3 separate regions of the Homo sapiens genome follow, and all the other regions are linked to region 1. The links are chromatin contacts, found by Hi-C or POLR2A ChIA-PET in ENCODE. All regions are on one chromosome and are shown on one strand. The core of a region is the stretch at or near the end of the contact, and the rest is flanking DNA. Distances in the headings are between cores, read along the strand shown. Region 1 holds the start of IMPA2 (inositol monophosphatase 2). Region 2 holds the start of SPIRE1 (spire type actin nucleation factor 1). Region 3 overlaps LOC107985173 (a long non-coding RNA gene).

Region 1 (2,710 bases), core at 133-2,632:
CAGCATAAAGTACTCAAAAACTAAAAACGTTTAATTTCATTATTAGGTTAAGTGTGTAAAAAATGCCCCATCAAGGTTCTTGTACAAACTCCCATTATTCTCCCAGACTCCGAAGTGGCACTCCAGAATAATTTTACGTGGGTTAGCATCTTTTATAAAACGGGCAGGCAGAGCGGCTTATGAAATTAACCTTGGAAACCACGCGGCCACTCTTTCGGGAAATGCCTCCTATTTATGTTTACATGGGCCAGCAAGAGAATCCAAGGTTGGAAAGGTCATTCCTCACTACAGAGGCTCATCGCAATCACAGTTCCGTCTCCAAATTCGAGTTTTGGGTGTGAAGAGTTTATAAAGTCCAGCCGCTGTCCTCGCAGTGTTTGGGGTTAGCGGAGGGAGAGCTTGTTTGCGACCAAACTTGCCGCGCGGGGCGGCCGCTTGCAGGAACACTGCGGCCTTGTGCGCTCGGCGGTCTGAGCTCCTGCGAGGCCGAGAACGACGCCTAGCGCCCAGCGGCCTCCGCGAACAAAAAGCGACCGGTCGGAAGGTGCTGGCCCAGCCGCCCCTGGCGCTCGAGCCCGAATCCGGCCACAGACCATGAAGGGACGCCCGGCACCACGTGCGCGGGGATCCGCGGACGGGACGCTCCCCGGCACCTCCGGGGCTGGGCCGGCACCGCACGGTCCCACCCAGACAGTAGCTGCCCCGGGCCCCCAAAACAGCCGCTCCTAGCTCCTCCCTCCCAGCTCTGCGGTGGCCCAAGCCGCCCTCCGCGCGCTTGACCCAGAACAGTACGGAGTTCTGCACGAGCCGGGGGTGGGGCCTGTCTCAGCGCGCGGCGGTGGGGCGGGGCTTGGACACGGGCCCGGCTCAACTTGAGGGAGGCGGGGCTCGAGGCTCAGAGGAGTTGGAGCCCGCTCTGCGCGCTGCGGGACGGGGCACGGCGGAGCAGGGTTGGGTCCGCCTCGAGCGGGGAGGGTGATGCTGCACCACAGGGGCGGGGCTGGAGGTAAAGCGCGGAGCGGAGAGGGACCAGGCTCGGCACTGATTTGTGTTCAGGGCTAGCCCAGAGGGGCGGGGCCAGGTACGGGGCGCAGCCGGGAGCGGGAGGGGCGGTGCAGGACGGGGCCGGGCACGGCGCGGGAAGAGGCCAGGAGCAGCAACGGGTGCGGGGCGGGGCCGGGAGCGTCAAGGGGCGGGGAAGAGGGGGGAATGGGCGGGGCCGAGCTCTGCGAGGGGCGAGGTGGGGAATGCAGAGCGGGGCCGGACGCGGGAGCAGGGAGCTGGGCGGGGAGCGGGGCGGGGAGCTGGGCTGGGCTCGGCACGGGGCGGGGCGGAGGGTGGGGAGCGGAAAGCAGGACGCACGGCTCCCGCGGCCCGCTGGCTGCCCTTCCCGCCAGCGCAGGTGTGGGACGGGCGGCGGACTAGGCACAGAGCTGCGGGAGCAGGCACAGGGAGTGTGGAGCCTGGCGGCGGGACGGCGGGATCCGGTGGGAGCCGGAGTCCCGCCGAGGGGGGCTGGAGGTGGAGGGGCCCGGCGAGGCCGCGATGAAGCCGAGCGGCGAGGACCAGGCGGCGCTGGCGGCCGGCCCCTGGGAGGAGTGCTTCCAGGCGGCCGTGCAGCTGGCGCTGCGGGCAGGACAGGTGAGCGCCACGGCTGGGCTCGGAAGTCCGGGCGGAGCAGAAGCGCGTGGGCCTTGGGAGCCGCCTGGAGTGGCGGGGTCCTGGCGCGCAGCCGGCGGGCGCCCAGGGTCCGCACCCGAGGGCGCGGGGCGCGGAGCGGTGAAAGGAGCCTTTGTGCTGGTGTCCTGGACACACCTCCCGCGCCCTTCTCCAACTCCCGGAGCCCTGGCGGCGAGCCCCTCTGCTTTGGAGTTCAGCGGCTAACGTGACCTTTGCGTTTGAGTGAGTGGTCAGAATGTAGAAATCTCTCCAGGGGTAGCGTACGGGGCTGTTGATTTTTAAGGACCTATGAACGGATTCAGCTCGCGGTAGGAAGCCCGGGGCTAAGCCCCAGCCGCGTGGGGATCTGGCTGGGCTGCCGTTTGATTGTCCTGGCTGCAGCATCCTCAACCCAAACTTACTCTGACCCACACCCTGAAAGTGGCTCAGCTCCGCGACGGCCACGGACTCAGAGTTCAGGAGGAACTTGTTACACTGCCCGGAAGGATGAAAACCGAGCCGCAGAGCTACCGAAAACCAGCGAGCAGAGTTTAAAATGGAGTGCAGTTCCTCTCTTCTCTTTTTCATTTTTGTGATTGTTCCTTCCACTTTCCTCAGTACCTTTAGCAGTGCCTGACACACCGACGGTAGTGGTAGGCAAGCGAGTGTTGGTTCTCCCAGGACTGTAAGATGGCTTACTCCATGTTTGTCTCTTAGGATGTGATTGTGGGCCGGGCGCAGTGGCTCACGCCTGTAATCCCAGCACTTTGGGAGGCCGAGGCGGGTGGACCACTTGAGGTCAGGAGTTCGAGACCAGCCTGACCAACATGGTGAAACCCCGTCTCTACTGAAAATACAAAATTAGCTGGGCATGGTGGCGCGTGCCTTAGTTCCAGCTATTTGGGAGGCTGAGGCAGGAGAATCACTTGAACCTGGGAGGCGAAGGTTGCAGTGAGCTGAGATCGCGCCATTGCACACCAGCCTGGGCAACAAGAACAAAACTCCGTCTCAAAAAAAAAAAAAAAAAGTGATTGTTTTCGGGGATTTTAGA
Region 2 (2,710 bases), core at 146-2,645, 680 kb after region 1:
CTCTTCAATGAGCATCTGAGTAAACCCTGGCTATAAATTACTGTTTAGGTCATAATCCTGAAAATTTTACATTAGACAATGACGTAACTAAGGCCCATTTTCTCTTTGTATCCCGACATCCTGTCAACTTTTCACTTTACAAGCCTGTTTTTCATCACAACAAATTTTCACATACAGGAATGCAATCAGTATTTTCTAACGTCCAGGAGCCAAAAATCACTATTTAGTCTATTTTTCCATTTCTCCCCAAAGAGCAGAATTCTCACGGTTCAGAATCATCTTTACATTTCCGAACCGAGGAAAGGCTGTCTAATGTGGAATACTGCTAGTTTCCCGTGAGGAGTGCGGTGTTTCCGACAGCGGCACTGAGGATCCGTGCGGAGCCCCCGCGTGAAGCCTGCGATGCCCTCCCCACCCCGTGAACCCGGCCGTGTGTCAGCAGCCACGGCGTGAGGCGCACAGGCCGCTGGCCCGGAGCAGGGCCCAGCCCACCGCTCCCAAACGCGCCGCGGGCAGCTGTCCCGCGGGCAGCACAATGACGAGCGCCCCGCGGCCCGCAGGCCCAGGCCCACCCAAACGTCCTCCGCACAGCGGATTTGCGCCGTCGCCCGCCACGAGGCTCTGACCTCCGAGGGGCCCCGGCCAGCCACGGCCTGACGCCGTCCTCCCCTGCGGGTCCCCGCCGGATCCTCCCGGGGGTCTCCCGTGGCAAAATGGGGGGGGACGGCGGGGGCGGAAGGGCCGGGGACGCTGAGGGTAAGGCGGCCCAGCCGCGGGTGTTCCAAGAACTACGAGGGAAAGGGGCCCGGCGGCCTCACCCGCAACTGGGGGCGGCTCTCCCGCGTCGTCGGCCGCGGGCGCCAGGGTGACGGCGCCGTCCCTCCAGACGCGGATCTGCGCGGCCGAGCGCACACGGTGGCGGGGCTGGCGGCGGCGGGCGGCGGCGCGCAGGGAACCGCAGCACTGGTAGCACACGGCCCACGCCTGCTCCTCGTTGATGGGCTGGTTGTACAGCCGCAGGATCTCCTCCAGGCTCAGCGCGTCCCGGGAGCCCCCGGCCGCGCCGCCGGCTGCCCCGGGCTCCCGCGGCCCCTCGCCGCCCACTGCCTCAGTCCGCGGCTCCCCGCCGCCCGCCGGGCCAGCCGCCTGAGCCATCCCGCGGGTGGGCGCTGCGCTCGGCAGTCGCGCCGTGTGCCGGCGTCTCCTCAGCTCCGGAGCATCGTCGTCGCGCGCCGCCGCCTCACCATCCCCGGAACCGCCGCCGCCCAACGCGGCCGCGCGCGCCGCCGCCGGGACCAGGCGAGTGCCCGGGAGGCGTGGGCAAGAGGAGGGCGGCGAGGACACGGCTGCAGTCCCGGTCAGACAGCCGCCGGCCGGTAGCGACGCGATGGCGTCCGGCGCCCCGCCCCGCCCCGCCCCGCCTCGCGCCGTCCAGCGCCGCCCAGCGCCCGCCCCTTAGGGGGCCGCACGGGCCGGGGGATGCACGCTCTGGAGGTGAGGACCAGGCAGGAGGGCCTCGCCTCGAGGCGAGATGGCCGCACGGTCTCTAGCCCGCAGGGCTCTCAGAGTCGCAGGCGGTGACGCCCGGTCGGGGGGCCCGGTCGCAAGGGACACACAGCTGGGGGCGCAATGGTGAGGGCGGCGACGCACGGTCCGGAGGGGATGCGCGGCCGGGTAGGGCGTGCAGGGTTGTGGGGCGTGGGGGACACGCGGGGCCGGGCGCGCGGTCGGGGGGCGCAGGGGCAAGAGGGTGTCGCATTTATCAGGGAAGTCCCCGGCCGACTCTGGCGGGGAACTGGGCGCGCCAACCCGGGTCACCGCCCTGCACAGCGGGAGAAGTCACCCGCATTGACGTTCCCTAGGCGCTGGATCGCCGAAGGTCTGGTTGAAAACTTGAACCCGCCTGGAGCGGATGCCTAAGAAAATGCAGGCCCGCTGAAGCCTCCCCGCCGGGCCCTGGGCCCTGAAAGCCTCCGGCAGTTTCCCGTGACCCCGCGGCCGCTCTGCGCGTTTTCCGATTTCTTGCTGGTTGAATACCTCCCTCTCCACTCCCATCTTCAGGGTAAGCACCGTAAAGACGGGGATCTTTACGGGTTTTCCTCACTGACTTCTCCCAAAAGCTAAACCAGCGCCTGGAATATAAACATGTACATAATTTGCAGGTGTTAGTTTTAGCGTCCTTCCGGATTCATTTGTAACATTGGTCCCTTCCCTCACTAAGGTAATGTCTCAAGTACCACACTCATCAGAGCATGTGGAATGAATATCACAGTGGTAAAATTGAACTGAGGGCAATTAGCCGTAGAAAGAAAGAATTCCGCCCCCCCAACCTATTAAATATGCAATAAAACAGATAATTCTTAATCACCCATTGGTAGATTAATTTAATCGATAAAATTCCACTGAGGCTAGTCCTGTGTGAAAGCCCTACAGAGTGTTGAAAGCATCAACCAAATAGGCAATGTATATTAAGTTCCAGTAAACCTTTTACGGCAGTTTTATGTAAAATGTTAGAAATCACGCTCTCAACAATTGCATCTTGCGGTAGAAACTACAACAGTCTATTTAAATAACAACAGTCTATTAAAATGAGATACCATCTTACATACAGCTGGGAATGGGGAGGAGGGAGAAAAGCAACAGGACGAAAAGGAAAATTAAGAAATTGAAAGAGGGCCGTGCGCAGTGGCTTAGGCCTGTAATCCCAGCA
Region 3 (2,710 bases), core at 94-2,593, 610 kb before region 1:
TTTAATACTCAAGACGTGCAAAAAGTAAAATATTTGGGGGGAAAGGAAAACATTCTCTAGCTTCATATTATATCCATTTCAGTGGTTCAGGGAACCAGAATTTTGCAGGAATAAAAGAAATCCAGGAAAGATTTATTTCTTCGTGCATGTATTTTAAGGCTATAAAATTCCCTCTATTGAATGATTTATGTATATTTCACAAATATTCCCTTGGAATTTACATTTTCTTCTAAATATTTTCTAATATTTCTTGTGATTTCTTTTTCCTTTTTTCCCTTTTTTTTTAAATTTTTTTTGAATTATTTTATGTATGTTTCTTAGTTTCCAAACATTCTGAGGGCAGGCGCCGGCCACCCTGTAAACCTGTAAAAGCATACAGGTTTACCTGTTTCTTTGGATCTTCATTTTCTTGTGAAGGTTCCTATATCCAATGAAACTTTTATTAAACAAATTTGTGTGTTTATCTCTTGTTAATCTTTCCGTTATTAGGGAGGCCTCAGGCATAAACCTAGCAATCACTGAGAAAAAAATATTTTTTTATCCCCTACAGTGATAAAATATATAGATATATATAATAAAATGTGCTATGTTAAGCATTTTTATGTGTACATTTCACAGTTCAGTGGCATCCATAAGGTTTTATATCATCTGTTAGTTTCAGGCTTATACATGTACCAAATCAACATTATTATGTTGCCTAAATCTTCTAAATTCCCATTAACTTTTTTGCTGCCTTTTCTACCCATGATTGAAAGAGGTGCAAGTTCTCTCATAATTTTGTAATTTTTTTCTAGCAGTTTTGTAGTTTTATACCATATACTTTGACCATATACCATATACTTTGACATGATGTTGTAAGATTTATAATTATTTTATTCTCCCAGCATCTCATCTATCTTTATCTTATCAATACATAAATATCCTAATTAGCCATACACATTTTTGCCTTAAAATGTATTCCATTCTATGTGATTTTATTACGAGGATCAAGCTGAGTGGCCTAAGGACAAGGCATTTCGAGTAGATGGGACAGGATCAGATTTATTTTCCTTTCAGTGGATGGTCATGTGAAAATAGCTATAAACCTCATGGGTGAAGAGGAAATTCTGTGGGATGAAAAACAAAGGCAAATTTGTATTTGGTTCAATTCTCTGCGGAATCACTTTGCCTTTCCTTCTCTGTGGTTGGTCAGCTTTCCTCAAAGATCCCAGCATGCTGCTACTCTGTGTGACTCTGAGTCATCCACTTTTAAGTGACCTGGGCATCTGGCACTTTAGGACACCCGATATCTTTTGCTTCTGTCTTTCATATCTGTGCTATTTTCAGCCTCAGCAGAGTTTTATATACAACTCGTTCTCTCAGGCATGACTCCCCTAAGCCAGCTAGTGCCTTGTTTTGCGTCTTGTACATGCAGGTCTGGAGTGGAAACTGTGCTCCTTCAGATGGCACATTTTATTTGAAAGCAGTTGGCATTCACTGAGATGCACCCACACAATATTCCCAGGAAGGATGGAAAGCCCTGCTACTTGTATTTATTTTGTTTGAATTACAACAAAAACAAACTTGGATATTGAGTAACTGGGCCTTGATGGTGACAGCAATGAGAATGAATGCAAATCACTGTGAAATACCTTACACCCACATCTTGATGGCCACTTTTAAAGAACAAACTAAAAAGCTGAACTCATACCAACATTGCCCCAATCCTTATCTGTCAAACACCTTTTGTCTATCTTACATATGAAAGAAAAAAAAAACAAACAGCTGTTTATTTCAGTCAAATAAAATGTTACATGCTATTCCCCGTTTCAGCCTCTACCACTTTGCCCAACAAAAAGATGCCCAAGGTTTCTCTAGGGCAGTTCACAATGGCTTCTGCTTCCTTTGCCCGCCTCACTCCTATTCTCTCTTTCAAGCACGTTTCAGTAGATCACATTTTGAAGAGGTTGCTTGTGATTCTGAAAGCTGTCCAGTTCCATAAAATATACCCTCTTCATGTCACAGGTGATGGCCACCATTTGGCTTCTTTGGATCTAATGAGATGAGTATCAACTTCTGCCCCTCCATCTGTTTCCTGCATCAACCTTAAATAATAATATTCAGAAAATATAATCAAATGTAGAATTTATTGGAACACAAAGCTTAAGGACAGCCACCTGGGAAGCACAGATTCCAAAGAATAGAACTCAGTGTTCCAAAGTTTGGAGTCATTTATACAGACAAGGTCTAGGGAAGTTTAACAGAATTTCAACATCTTTCTAAGCCAGGCTTAATGCCTGGTTACAATGATCTGATTGGTTGAGGTGGTCTTTTTCTTTTGGGAAAGGTATATTGAACATTCCACACTGAAGATGTAACAGTCATGGGACCTTTTGTACCATCTGGTCTGAGTTAGGTACAGGACAACAAAAGAGGCAGCTAATCTATAACAAAGGTCAGCCAGCCACGGTGGCTCACGCCTGTAATCCCAGCACTTTGGGAGACCAAGGCGGTTGGATCACCTGAGGTCAGGAGTTCAAGACCAGCTTGGCCAACATGGTGAAACCCCACCTCTACTAAAAAAAAAAAAATACAAAACATTAGCTGGACGTGGTGGCGTGTGCCTATAATCCCATCGACTTGGGAGGCTGAGGCAGGAGAACTGCTTGAACCCGGAAGGGGAGGTTGCAGTGAGCCAAGATCATGCCACTGTGCAACAGAGAGAAACTCC

Evidence for each region. A loop is a pair of places that touch in the nucleus more often than their neighbours do. ChIA-PET counts read pairs that join two places held with the same protein, here RNA polymerase II (POLR2A). Pooled maps may share reads with other maps.
Region 2: a loop to region 1 is called in a pooled map, with 18 times the contacts of the local background. The contact joins the promoter of SPIRE1 here to the promoter of IMPA2 in region 1. A Hi-C loop is called at or near these places in 1 of 37 single-sample maps with no recorded cell type and 10 of 50 pooled maps. POLR2A ChIA-PET finds 5 or more read pairs at or near these places in 1 of 52 experiments (activated naive CD8-positive, alpha-beta T cell).
Region 3: a map of gastrocnemius medialis shows a loop between it and region 1 (7-fold over the local background). The contact joins the enhancer-like site here to the promoter of IMPA2 in region 1. A Hi-C loop is called at or near these places in 1 of 168 maps with a recorded cell type or tissue (gastrocnemius medialis). POLR2A ChIA-PET finds 5 or more read pairs at or near these places in 1 of 52 experiments (PC-9).

Annotation. Positions count from the first base shown.
Region 1 is chr18:11,980,125-11,982,834 of GRCh38, forward strand. IMPA2 (inositol monophosphatase 2) reads left to right here and starts at 1,383. Exons shown (of 8, transcript NM_014214.3): 1 at 1,383-1,641. The coding sequence starts at 1,546. RefSeq lists silencers at 306-600, 441-1,920.
Region 2 is chr18:12,656,712-12,659,421 of GRCh38, forward strand. SPIRE1 (spire type actin nucleation factor 1) reads right to left here and starts at 1,396. Exons shown (of 17, transcript NM_001128626.2): 1 at 819-1,396. The coding sequence starts at 1,155. It also overlaps a transcript of PSMG2 not described here. RefSeq lists silencers at 816-935, 1,126-1,545, 1,415-1,583, 1,586-1,655, 1,706-1,855.
Region 3 is chr18:11,365,364-11,368,073 of GRCh38, forward strand. LOC107985173 (a long non-coding RNA gene) reads right to left here. Exons shown (of 3, transcript XR_007066289.1): 3 at 1,742-2,084. Among named protein-coding and RNA genes, the nearest start is that of LINC01928, 88 kb to the right of the region's middle. Within about 2 kb of position 1,344, at least 2 of the 41 ENCODE cell types and tissues checked have a DNase peak (open chromatin) inside an H3K27ac peak, as active enhancers do; they include gastrocnemius medialis, where a contact is called at or near this core.